2 separate regions of the Mus musculus genome follow, and region 1 is linked to region 2. Evidence: chromatin loops called from intact Hi-C (ENCODE). Cell type or tissue: left cerebral cortex. All regions are shown on one strand. Links, peaks and the distances in the headings refer to the core of each region. The heading gives the core; the rest is flanking DNA.

The links. Hi-C counts contacts between places; a loop is a spot of excess contacts. Peaks named below come from ENCODE experiments on the same cell type or tissue, not always from the same donor. Only the 100,000 strongest peaks of a DNase experiment are listed, where the experiment ranks them.
Region 1: a loop joins it to region 2, with 2.6 times the contacts of the local background. A loop is called at or near these places in 2 of 42 quality-filtered maps.

Annotation. Positions count from the first base shown.
Region 1 is chr17:9,722,882-9,728,261 of GRCm38, forward strand. It overlaps Gm34684 (a long non-coding RNA gene), which reads right to left and starts at 3,618. Exons shown (of 5, transcript XR_876393.3): 1 at 3,412-3,618. In left cerebral cortex, for the core only: no CTCF peak of the experiment used is centred there; DNase peaks (open chromatin) are centred at 794 and 3,234; H3K27ac peaks cover 1,620 bases.
Region 2 is chr17:9,629,098-9,634,477 of GRCm38, forward strand. No RefSeq gene overlaps it. Among named protein-coding and RNA genes, the nearest start is that of Pabpc6, 38 kb to the right of the region's middle. In left cerebral cortex, for the core only: no CTCF peak of the experiment used is centred there; DNase peaks (open chromatin) are centred at 2,163, 3,271 and 3,699; H3K27ac peaks cover 1,057 bases.

The DNA of each region.
Region 1 (5,380 bases), core at 202-5,201, 94 kb after region 2:
TTTGCATTTGAACTGGTGATAAATGAGTTTTCTACCTCCATTTGAGTTCACTTCTCTGCAAGAGGCACATCAGAAACAATGCAATCTGAGCTTCAAGGCAAGTCAGGTTCCCAAGAGAACATGAACCCTATTTACACCCCGGTAACACAAGAACATATTTCCCTGACAGAATGTCAAGCAGTCAACGATGAAAGATGAAATTACAGGGTGGGGCTGAACAGGACACTTTATCGATGCTAGGAGGTGGAGAAACATACACACACACACATTAATATTTTTTGGCCCCCTTCCAAAATATTCAGCAATGAGAAATAGGTAAGATCAGAAAAAAAAATTTTTTTTGACACAAAGAGATTTGGGGTAACAGAAATAACCTCATCTTTTCCAACCCACCATTAAGGTCTGGGTCATCCATCTACATAAGAAATGGGAGTCTGGCTAATGAGAAATTCCCACACTGAAAGGGGGACTGAGTAAATCTCATTCAAGTTGTAATTTGAATTTAATGCCTCGTCTATAAAACAAACAAAGCATCATAAAATGTTAAATGGTACATAGTGAATCAGGAAAATGCAAAAATTTTTTTTTTAAAAGTGCCTAGCCTGCTTTATTCCAAAGAGAGTGTTCCCTGCTCAGAAGAGCTGAGCTCACCAGGGCACGGTCTCTCTTCCAGCTCAGCTTTCTCAGAACCTGCTGAGTCAGTTGGAAATATCTTTTTCTTTTCACTATTTTAATCATGTCACCAAGTACGCAGGCTTGAAAGTTGACATTGCCATGTTTCAGAGGGCTCTACCCACTCTTGGCAGACAGCCTGGGATTTCACAATAAACAACTTTATTATCCAGTGCCTCTATTTGCACAGAAAAGTCCTTTCCTTTTCGTGAGTTGGGCGATTCACACACCATTGTCTTAGTTATTCTCTGTGCAGAAAGCTGTACCTTGTGTTTAGTTGCCATGTTGTCTGGGGGTAAGAAAAAAAAATTGGGGTTTTAAAATTGTGTCTGTATGTTGGATCTCCAACTCTCCTATCTGGAACCATAAGGGGCCCTGGGGAAGACTACTTGTCGCAACACATACTGATGTGTTTTTAAAAAAAGATAAAGAGGTATAAGAATATGTTCTATAGGGGTGTGGTGCGGTATGGGGGAAGGGAGTGCCTCAGAGGGCCCATGCAGAGGCATCACTTCCCCATGAGGGACTAGTCACATGACAGTATAGTATAAAATAGAGTTTATTCAGGGCACAGGGAGGAGAGTTAAGAGGGTAGTAGAGGCAGAGAAAAGCAGAGAGGGAGAGAGTAGAGAAGTAGAGGCGGGGGGTGGGGGGGATAAAGGGAATGGGGAGCAAGGGGGAGCAAGAGAGCAAGAGGCAAGAGAGAGAGGCAAGAGAGAGAGGAAGGGGCAAGCAGCCTCTTTTATAGTGAGTCAGGCCTACATGGCTGTTGCCAGGTAACTGTGGGGTGGAGTTTAGACAGAATGCTAAATATACTGTACTGTGACCCAGCGGGTAAGCTTTGGATCCTAGGACTCAGACATCAGAGCTACCACTTTGTATACAGGCTTAAAAGGATACATTAGCATCTACTTTCAATTTACTCTGTGTGTGTGTGTGTGTGTGTGTGTGTGTGTGTGTGAGAGAGAGTATATTCATGTGTGTACACATCTACATGTCTGTTAGAGCATGTGGACACCAGAAGCTGACATCAGGTGTCTTCCTCAATTGCTCCCCATCTTGTATTTTGAAACCAGGACTCTCTCTCTCTCTCTCTCTCTCTCTCTCTCTGATTCAGTTAGACAAACTGGCCAGCAAGCCTCATGAATCCTCCTGTCTGCTTCCCCAGTGGTGGGATCACAAGTGTGAACTGTAGTTTCAATGTCCAAACCAATTAAATTAGGATTCTAAAGTCTCCCTTGATGGGTCCTATATAGAAGAAAAGAGAGGGTACATTAAAATCAGTGAATACTGTTCTCAGATGATAATCCTCCAATAAATGGTCAGAAATTATTAAACTTCTTTATTTTCAAATATGGCCTGTAAGCCAAGTATGTGTGTGTGTATGTGTGTGTGTTCATGTATGTACATGTTCATGTCTGTCTGTCTTTTTATAGGTCTGTGCCTATATGTATGCATATCTGTGTTTATGTATATATGTTTATGTGTATGTATGTGTGTGTGTGCCTGTATGTGCATCTGTCTGTGCCTGTATGTGTGTATCGATCTATGCCTACATGTGTATATGTGCCTGTGTTTGTGTCTACCTTCTGTCTGTCTATGTCTATGTATGCGTGTGTATGTGTATGTGCACAGGTGCACTTTAATAAGGCATTTTTGCACCTGAAAGATTATAATTACCTTTTATAATTATATTATAATAAAGAGTTACTGTAATTTGAAAAGCCAAAAGCACAAATAAGAATGCTTTTCCAACACTATAAAAGGATGTTTTCTTTAGGAATTTTCAACAAGGAAATGAGAACATACTGTGAGTTCTATGAGAACCTAGGAAGGTCCCCTGGAGCAGACCATGGCAGCTCCATCATGCCTTTACCCAGATCTGCCTTCTCTTGGACTGTTTACTTTCTCTGATTTATAAAGGTTTGGAGGCCATGGAGAAAGGCACCATCCTGAAAGAAAGCTGGGCATCTGGTGTCAGGTTATGTAGACAGCTGAGAAAGTTACCTAGAGAAATCTGTCTGGGTGACATACATGCAGCACACAGGAAATCTGAGTAAAGACGCCAGTGTCCTGCTTGCAAATGGACTGACAGAGCTGTTCAATAACTATAAATACAAACAGTTACAAAGACCGTCTTCAGCATTCTCAGAAGCCACTCATGGGGTCTGTGTGCTCTTTCTCATGCTCTTCCTTGGTGGCTAGGAGCCTTGGGACCTTTGGGGGCATCCTGAGAGGAACCCCTTCTCCTCCCCCTAACCCTTCAATGTTTCTGCTAAAAATCCCTCTATTTAAAGGTAAGATAATGAGCTTTTGTTCACTGGCTTGGATCAAAGACAATCTCTGAGCAGAAACAAAGGCAGCCTTAGGCTGGGAGCAGTCAGCTTCTTATTGCCTGCAAAGAAAGAAACTGTTTTGTGGCTTTCTTTTTTTCCTTTCTTCCTTTTTAATGTCTTTTCCAGCACTGGCAATTCTCATGCCCTGGAAACCCCGTCCATGGAACTCCAAAGTGTTTCTGAAAGACAAACATTCCTATTATGAGGAGAACAGAAGTTGGCTGCCATCTACAAACTGGTGAGCAATTTGGCACCAGCGGCCATCCTGTCCTGTAAGGGGAAGGAGTACAGACCCTTTGTCCCCCGGTCCTGGCGCCAACTTGAGTCCCTGACCTCCATTATGCCTCCCTTCTCTGCTTGGCCCTCCCAGCTATGCTGTCTGACTGCCGGGTAAACAGCTTACCTTCCTGCTCTCTAGACTGTGGGATGTATGCATGGCCGAGCTGCCTCCGGATCTTCTAAAGTACTGGGCGAAGAGAATGGGCCGATGCCTGAATGGGGCTGTTCTTAACTGATGTGTGGGCGGAGAGGGTGACCTTGGGAAGACAAGCAAATGTCTGCTCTAGGGAGCCAGCAGTGTGGAGACTGAGTACAGCCAGATTAACCTCATGCAACATCACCACATCGAAGCTACCAGTTCCCTGAAAATACACAAAGGGAAACTGAGGACCCAACGAAACTCTTGTCACTACTGACGTCTTCTGTATCATCACCACAGCCAGTTATGAACTTCCCTTCCTGGCCCACTAGAAACCCGAACACCTGGAGCCCTGATGGGTGACTTTTTAGAAATGCTCATAGATCAGGCTGGAACTCTGTAGGAGGAGTGGCTTAAAATGTGCTTTTCTGAGTGCATTCCCCTCTCCCGAGTCACTGAGAAGGGCTTTAAGAGGGTCCTTAACACTACTAGAAAAGGACAGGCACTATTTCATCCCAGACACTGCACAGAGAGTAACAGCCCACTACTGCCCAACAATGGATGTAAAGCCTCTTCAGAGACCCTCCTCCCCTTGCCCTTCCTTTATGATGGACCTGGGCTGTAGCTGTAGATACCCTGCCTTGTCCCATGCATGGCCGTCCTGGAAAGACCAGCTACCATTCTGTGCTCTGCCCAAGCCCTTACAGGCTGCCCCTCCCCTAACACCAGCTGCTCCTTCTACCAGAAGCTAGGCTTCCTCCTAACCTGGTTCTTATCCTGTTTGCCATATGCATGGGGAGAACACCGCACACACTGCTTCCTATACACGTATATAAGGTGAACTCGGTAGGATGCTCTACATCCTCCTTAGTGTTATAAACTTCATGAGAAAAAGTTCAACCCTGCCCCTCCCTCCTTGGTGCCCATTACATGAGTCACACGGAGTCAGTGACAAGTAAGACTTCTGCCAGTGCATGACACTGAGATAAATATTTAAAGGGAAGTTATAATTATAGGTAGAATTAAAAGAAAATAGTGTCAGGGTCTCTGAGTGAGGAGTCAGCCACATTTCTGGGCTTTTACTACACAAGCCCTGCCTGCTCTGGCTCAGATCTTCTGTTATCTAAACTAGAAGACTATTGATACAATTTAACCAAAGAATGTGTCCTCCTCAATGCCACTCACAAAGACATACTTATTCGATCTGCTGAACAGCAGCAGGAACCAACTGCCTGAGACCTCAGGAGGAAGCTTGCCCAGGTGAGGGTCAGCCAGGAGCCCCTCCCATGCTGACCCCTGTCATCTTCTCAGAGTGTCTGTGTGCCCTAGCACACCTGCGTGGTACCCAGATGGACGATGCAGCTGTTCATGCCATTTTAGCTTTCTCAGTTCTGACCTGATCCCTGGATTCAGAGAGTTAAAACTAGCAAAATCTCCCAAGCCACTAGTATCTGAACTTTCTGAGACTGTACAGAGCACTCACAAACTTCAGTGTCATTTCTTCTCAGAGCCAAAAACAAAAACAAAAACAAAAGACTTCGCTCTCTACAACCTCATATTTGTGCAAAGATCAGGAGAACCTCAGGAGTAATCCAACTTAGTAAAGAAAGACTCCGACACACAAAGTGATCCAAGTGATTGGGTGAAAGAGCAGCCTAGAAACATACAGGATGCAAAATGCTTACCTCTTCAGCACGGTTCTGGGTTGACGGGCTGCCCTCCTGGAAAACAAATGTGTTTGGATCCTGTACAAGGAGATCAGTTTGTGACAGATCTCAAATCTAATTGGAAAAGGCAAACAATAAAACTTACAGAGATTCTCATAGTCTTGAAGTAAAATAAATATGTAAAAGGTACATAAATATGTACTAATAAGAAAAGAAAAATAAGGGAGTTGAGTCATAGTACTATTTAAAATTAAGGAGGCTCTTCTGGTCAAAGGAGGCCATTTAAA
Region 2 (5,380 bases), core at 81-5,080:
AGTGAGTTCCAGGACAGCCAGGGCTACACAGAGAAACCCTGTCTCGAAAAAAAAAAACAAAAAAACGAAAAAAAAAAAGCTTTTGGAAGTCAGATATGATTGTGGGAATGTGTGACCTTAGAAAACATGAGATGACCACTGAAAGACCTTGCTAGAATAGCATGCTGGGGACCTTCCACTAGAAGGTTGTGACAAATACTCCCTTCCCAAAATGACCCAGCAAAATAAGCTTTACAAGAAAGCCTGACTGCAAGGCAGGTACAGATGATGACCAAGAATGTTTCAGGTCCCTCTTCTGGTGACTAAGACCTCACTTCACCCGGGGCTATCAGTGCTGCTTAGGGAAGGTTAGGAGACACGTGTGACTCCAGAAGGGAAAGGCTAATTACCACTTCTAAAGGAGGGAATGAAAAGGTCACCTCAGGCCAACAATGGACTTAAACTAACTCATGTTGTTATCAAGGCCTACCCTTAAACAGTATAGAAAGTGGGTGCTTAGGAGATTGGGGGTCACCTCTGCCCCGATTGCAGGATGGCCCTGGGGCACCGAATCAATAAACCTCTTGCTTATTGCATTGATCTCCATCTCTGCGTTTCTGTGAGTGGGACATCCCGGACGTAAGGCTGTTCGGGTCTTACATATCACATAAGTATATAAATATTCTATTTTGACATCATCTCAATTTCTGGATCAGGATATAAAATGCAAAGAACATTTGAGAAATAAGATGGGCATAACTGTGCATCTGGTACTTTCAGATCACACTATGGAGAAAGGCTACCTTCAACAAGTGTGGAGCCAATGGTGATTGGCACATAAGGAATACAACACTCAGCGGAGACTGGCGCTCAGTGCAAGGGCTTCTTTAAGAGAGACAATGGCAAGTGCAAAGGTTACATGGTAAAACAATTATTTTGCCTTTAGAAGGAATAGCTGAGACTTGTGGCTCTTTAGGGAGTGCACACTGACTTCTTCCTTAAGCAGAGGTGGCTAATGGGCTAGGAAAAGAAAGAAGGCGATGCATTAGCCATAAGCTTCAGAGAAAAGCGCTTTCCGGTGAGGAACGTAAGAGCGATTACAAGACCATGTGGCCACTTTCCCTGGTTCTCACATGTCAGCTGGCCTTTAGGTCTGGTCTTCTCCCTAGTCATGGCAATCTCTCTTCCTCTCTCTCTGTTCTTAGCCCGCACAAATCTAAAGGTCCTGCCTCAGTTTACCTGCCCATCCCTTGGCTGTTAGCACTTTACTGATCAATTAAAACCCAATTGGGGACAAGGACCTTCAGCATTTGGACACACAGATTTCCAATTTTGAGGGTCGGATTAATTCAAAGCATTAGAAACAATCCCTAACAGCTGCAGTTTGGACTTTGGTGTTATAATTATTATGAAGTGTCTTCTGATTCAGTATTTTGTAAAACATGGTTCTCTATCATCTTTTGGTTGGTTAAGTAAAGAGTGGAACAGCCAATAGCTAACAGCTGAGCAGCAGAAGAAAAAGCAGGACTTCTGTGCAAGGAGGGGCAGAGGGGAGAGGAGAGGGGGAGGGGGAGGGGAAGAGAGAGGGTCTCAATTTTAATCATCCAAGGGTAACAACATCATAAGGTTCTTTTTCAATGAGGCCTGGAGAGAGGGTTCAGTGTTTGGGAGTACTGGCTGTCCTTGCCTAGTACCTGTGTTTTCTTCTCAGCACTAACACTGCTGCTTACAAATGCCTGTAAATCTAGTTCCAGGGGACCAAATTGCCTCTTCTAGCCATCAAAGGCACTGCACACACACAGTACACATACATGCAGATAAAACATTCAGACCAGATTCATAGAAGAAATATTTTTTGTGTGTTTGTTTGTTTGGTTGGTTGTTTGTTTTTGAGACAGGGTTTCTCTATATAGCCCTGGCTGTCCTGGAACACACTTTGTAGACCAGGCTGGCCTCAAACTCAGAAATCCACCTGCTTCTGCCTCCCAAGTGCTGGGATTAAAGGCATGTGCCAGTACCGGTTGTGAAATAAAAATTTTAAAGTTATTTTTTATAGAAATGGAAGGGATCATAAATTTTCTGAGTATCAGGGCTACCACCCATACAACTAATCACCCAGACTCCATGGTCTTTGTAAGAATTCAGTGTTGTAAGCTGGCCTTGTAAGCTGCTTGCATTCTAATGCTAATTTGGGCCTCAAAAGCTGGTTGCCCCAGAAACAAGAGAGTCTGCACATAGACACTAGCTAAGTGACCCTGTCCCCTGTTAATTGTGATTGGTAAATAAAGATTCCAATAGCCAATAACTGGGCAGAAGAGACTTAGTTGAGGTTTAGGTTTTGTGGGCTTGGGGAAGAGAACCAGGAAGAAGGAGGAAGAGGAGGAGGAGAAGGAGGAGGAGAGGAGGAAGAGAAAGGAGGAGGAGGAGGAGGAGGAGGAGGAGGAGGAAGAGGAGGAGGAGGAGGAAGAGGAAGAGGAAGAGGAGGAGGAGGAGAAGGAAGAGGAGGAGGAGGAAGAGGAGGAGGAGGAAGAGGAAGAGGAGGAGGAGGAGGAGGAGAAGGAAGAGGAGGAGGAGGAGGAAGAGGAAGAGGAAGAAGAAGAAGAAGAAGAAGAAGAAGAAGAAGAAGAAGAAGAAGAAGAAGAAGAAGAAGAAGAAGAAGAAGAAAAGAAGAAGAAGCAGCAGCAGCAAGAAGAAGCTACCAAGAGTTAGCTGAGGCATAAAAATGTAGCCCTGTGGGCTAACTTGTTGGAGTTAAGAGCAGCCCAGATGAAACCTAGTAAGTAGTAAGTAGTGATTCAGGGTTACTGATAGGAGAGTAGATTCAACAGAATGGAGGGTAGACAGCTGCCCAGTTACTGTGCTGGTTAAGGCTTACTGTAAATATAAATGCCGTGAGTGTGTTTTTAATCCTGGAATCCAATAACCAAGGAGGGGTGGAAACCCTGGGCCAGGATTTAAATAATTAATATTATAATTCAGTCCCCATACTTAATGTTTCACTTTCTAGTGCAGTCTACATGTACAGAGTCAGCAATATTCAGGATGAGTCTTCTTCTCCTATGTTCTCCCTGGAGCAACTCTACCTCCCATGTATTTTAATAGATGACATATAATGTCAGTTAGAGTCCAGTAAGGCCTACTACATTTGAGGCTTGAGTCTCTCTGAATCTTGCTGCTGTATTTCTGAATGGAGATCTGTGGGCCTGGCAGTTTGCCACTTCAAAAGCCTGCCGGTTCATTTGTCACTTCTAAGCAACAAATCAGTTCATCATTTGTTTGCCAAGGAAGGCAAAGCAAACAGGAGCAGTCATCGTCAGTACACAGACAGAATGCTAACCTGGTCTGTCTCGAACTTAGGAAGGTCATATGGGAGCTGGAACAATTTCTTCCTTGGCTGTTACGAAACACCTTACAAAGTCAACTTAAAGAAGGGAATGGTTCGTTGGGCCTGTGGTTCAGAGATTGGGGGACTGTAGCCCACAGTTGCAGGAGAAAGTGACAATAGGACTCGGGCAACTCCCCCCATTGCATCTGCATTCAGCAAGCAAGCAGCAGACAGGAAGGAAGGAAGGAAGGCTGGACTATGAATCCGCAAGTGTGCTCCCTTTGGCTTCCTCCTGAAGACTCCATTTCCCACAACAGAACCACTGATTGAGGGGACCAACTGTTTAAATCCACGAGCTACTGGGGATATTTTACATTCAAACCACAGCACACGCTCAGCAGCTCCTGGCTCGTGCAGCAGAGCATCGAAAGGAGTCCAAATGTTCCTGTGGAAAAGAATTGTCTTCCCTCCATTGTGCTGGTTTGTCAACTCGGGTCACTTTCGAGTTCCTTGTGCATTTCTAAAGATCTATCACCAAAGAAAGCAAACTGCAGCAGCAGCATTTTTAAGAAGGCGCCAGGGATGTCAGTTTAGACTTTCCCATTAGTTTATGATGGCAGTTCTGGCATTTCAAAGCAGGGTGCAGCTGTGTGGGAAAGATAGAGGAACGTGGTGCCCAATAATGGTCCCGCCCCAGAACGGGAACAAGTTACTGACAGCTCAGATGGCCTTCCGGGGTTTCTAAAGTCAGCGTCGTTGGGATGGTGTGGCGAATGGACTCATTGTCTCTAAAGGGTTTGGAATAAAAGCTGCAATGTAAGAAGAAAACAAAAAAACAGAATGAAAAGACAAAATACTGACAATTTACTGGGCATGATACCCTGGGGAAAGTACATTCAGTTCTACCAAAAAAGACACTTTGCCTATGTAGACCTTTCTCTTTCTTTACAAGCATTAAGCAAGATAATGTGTGTTTTTAAGGAGCTTCATGGTGCCTGGAACAAAACATGTTTTTAGAAGAGGCTTTGCTTTATAAAGAAAAGTATAATTCACCATCATTTGATGTGCTGAGTAGTTGGTGGGTTTGTTGTTGTTGTTGTTGTTTGGTTTTGTTTTTGTTTTGTTTTGTCAACTTGACACAGCCAGGAAGGATCACCTGGAAAAAAGGAAGCTCAGTTGAAAAAAATGAGTTCTTCAGATTGCCCTATAGACAAGTCTATAGGGCTTTCTTTTTTTAAATTAATGATTGGCATGGAGGGCCCATTCCACTAGGGACAGTACCACCCATGGGTAAGTGGTCCTGGGTTGTCTAAGAAATCCATCTTTAAGGGTGTCACCATGGAGTTTCCATCTCCACTTTAAGGCTTGCCTCCTGTTCACTTAATAAGTCTCAGACATCCTTGCATCCTTTCAAGCATGGCAGGACTAGCATGAGCCTGTACACCTACAGTTTGTCTTATCACAAAGATCATGAACCAAGCAGCAGGATGACTGTCTACAGAAATTCTTCCCATAACTCAAAAGTATGTGTGGTGTGCTTTCCTCACAAGCCATCTGTCTGGCAGCCTCAGCCCCTTTCAGTCACTTCTTCCTATCAATAGATGTTCAGACTCTTGCTTGTTGTGTAGGTGGCAAGCAGCAACCCCTCATTTTGTTGAAAGAGCCCTAAAGTGCCATTACCAGGGGTGGTATTTTAATAGTTATCAGATGCACTATTTATTTGGCATGTAACTGAGCTTTCCAACGAGGTACCTGTCCTGCCGTAGATACAGAAAGCATCCTTTGTGCTGACAATGGTTAAGCTTCCCCGGAGCTGCTGACCAAGATGCATGTTCTAACATGCGCATGTGTTGAAAGGATCAAATTTCCTGTCTCTGCTTATCTTGACCCAGGGAAAACCTTTTAGGTATATGCACAATGCCAGGTCTAATGTATCAAAGGCCTGGGTTCCTTGGCATCCTAGGTCTTCAGAGCTGTGTGAAATCTACTCTTAACAAACCTAGGAAAGTAGGAGATATGACACTGGGCAAGAGAGAATGGTTTCTCTTGGGGACACAATTGTGATAAAGTAGTCTA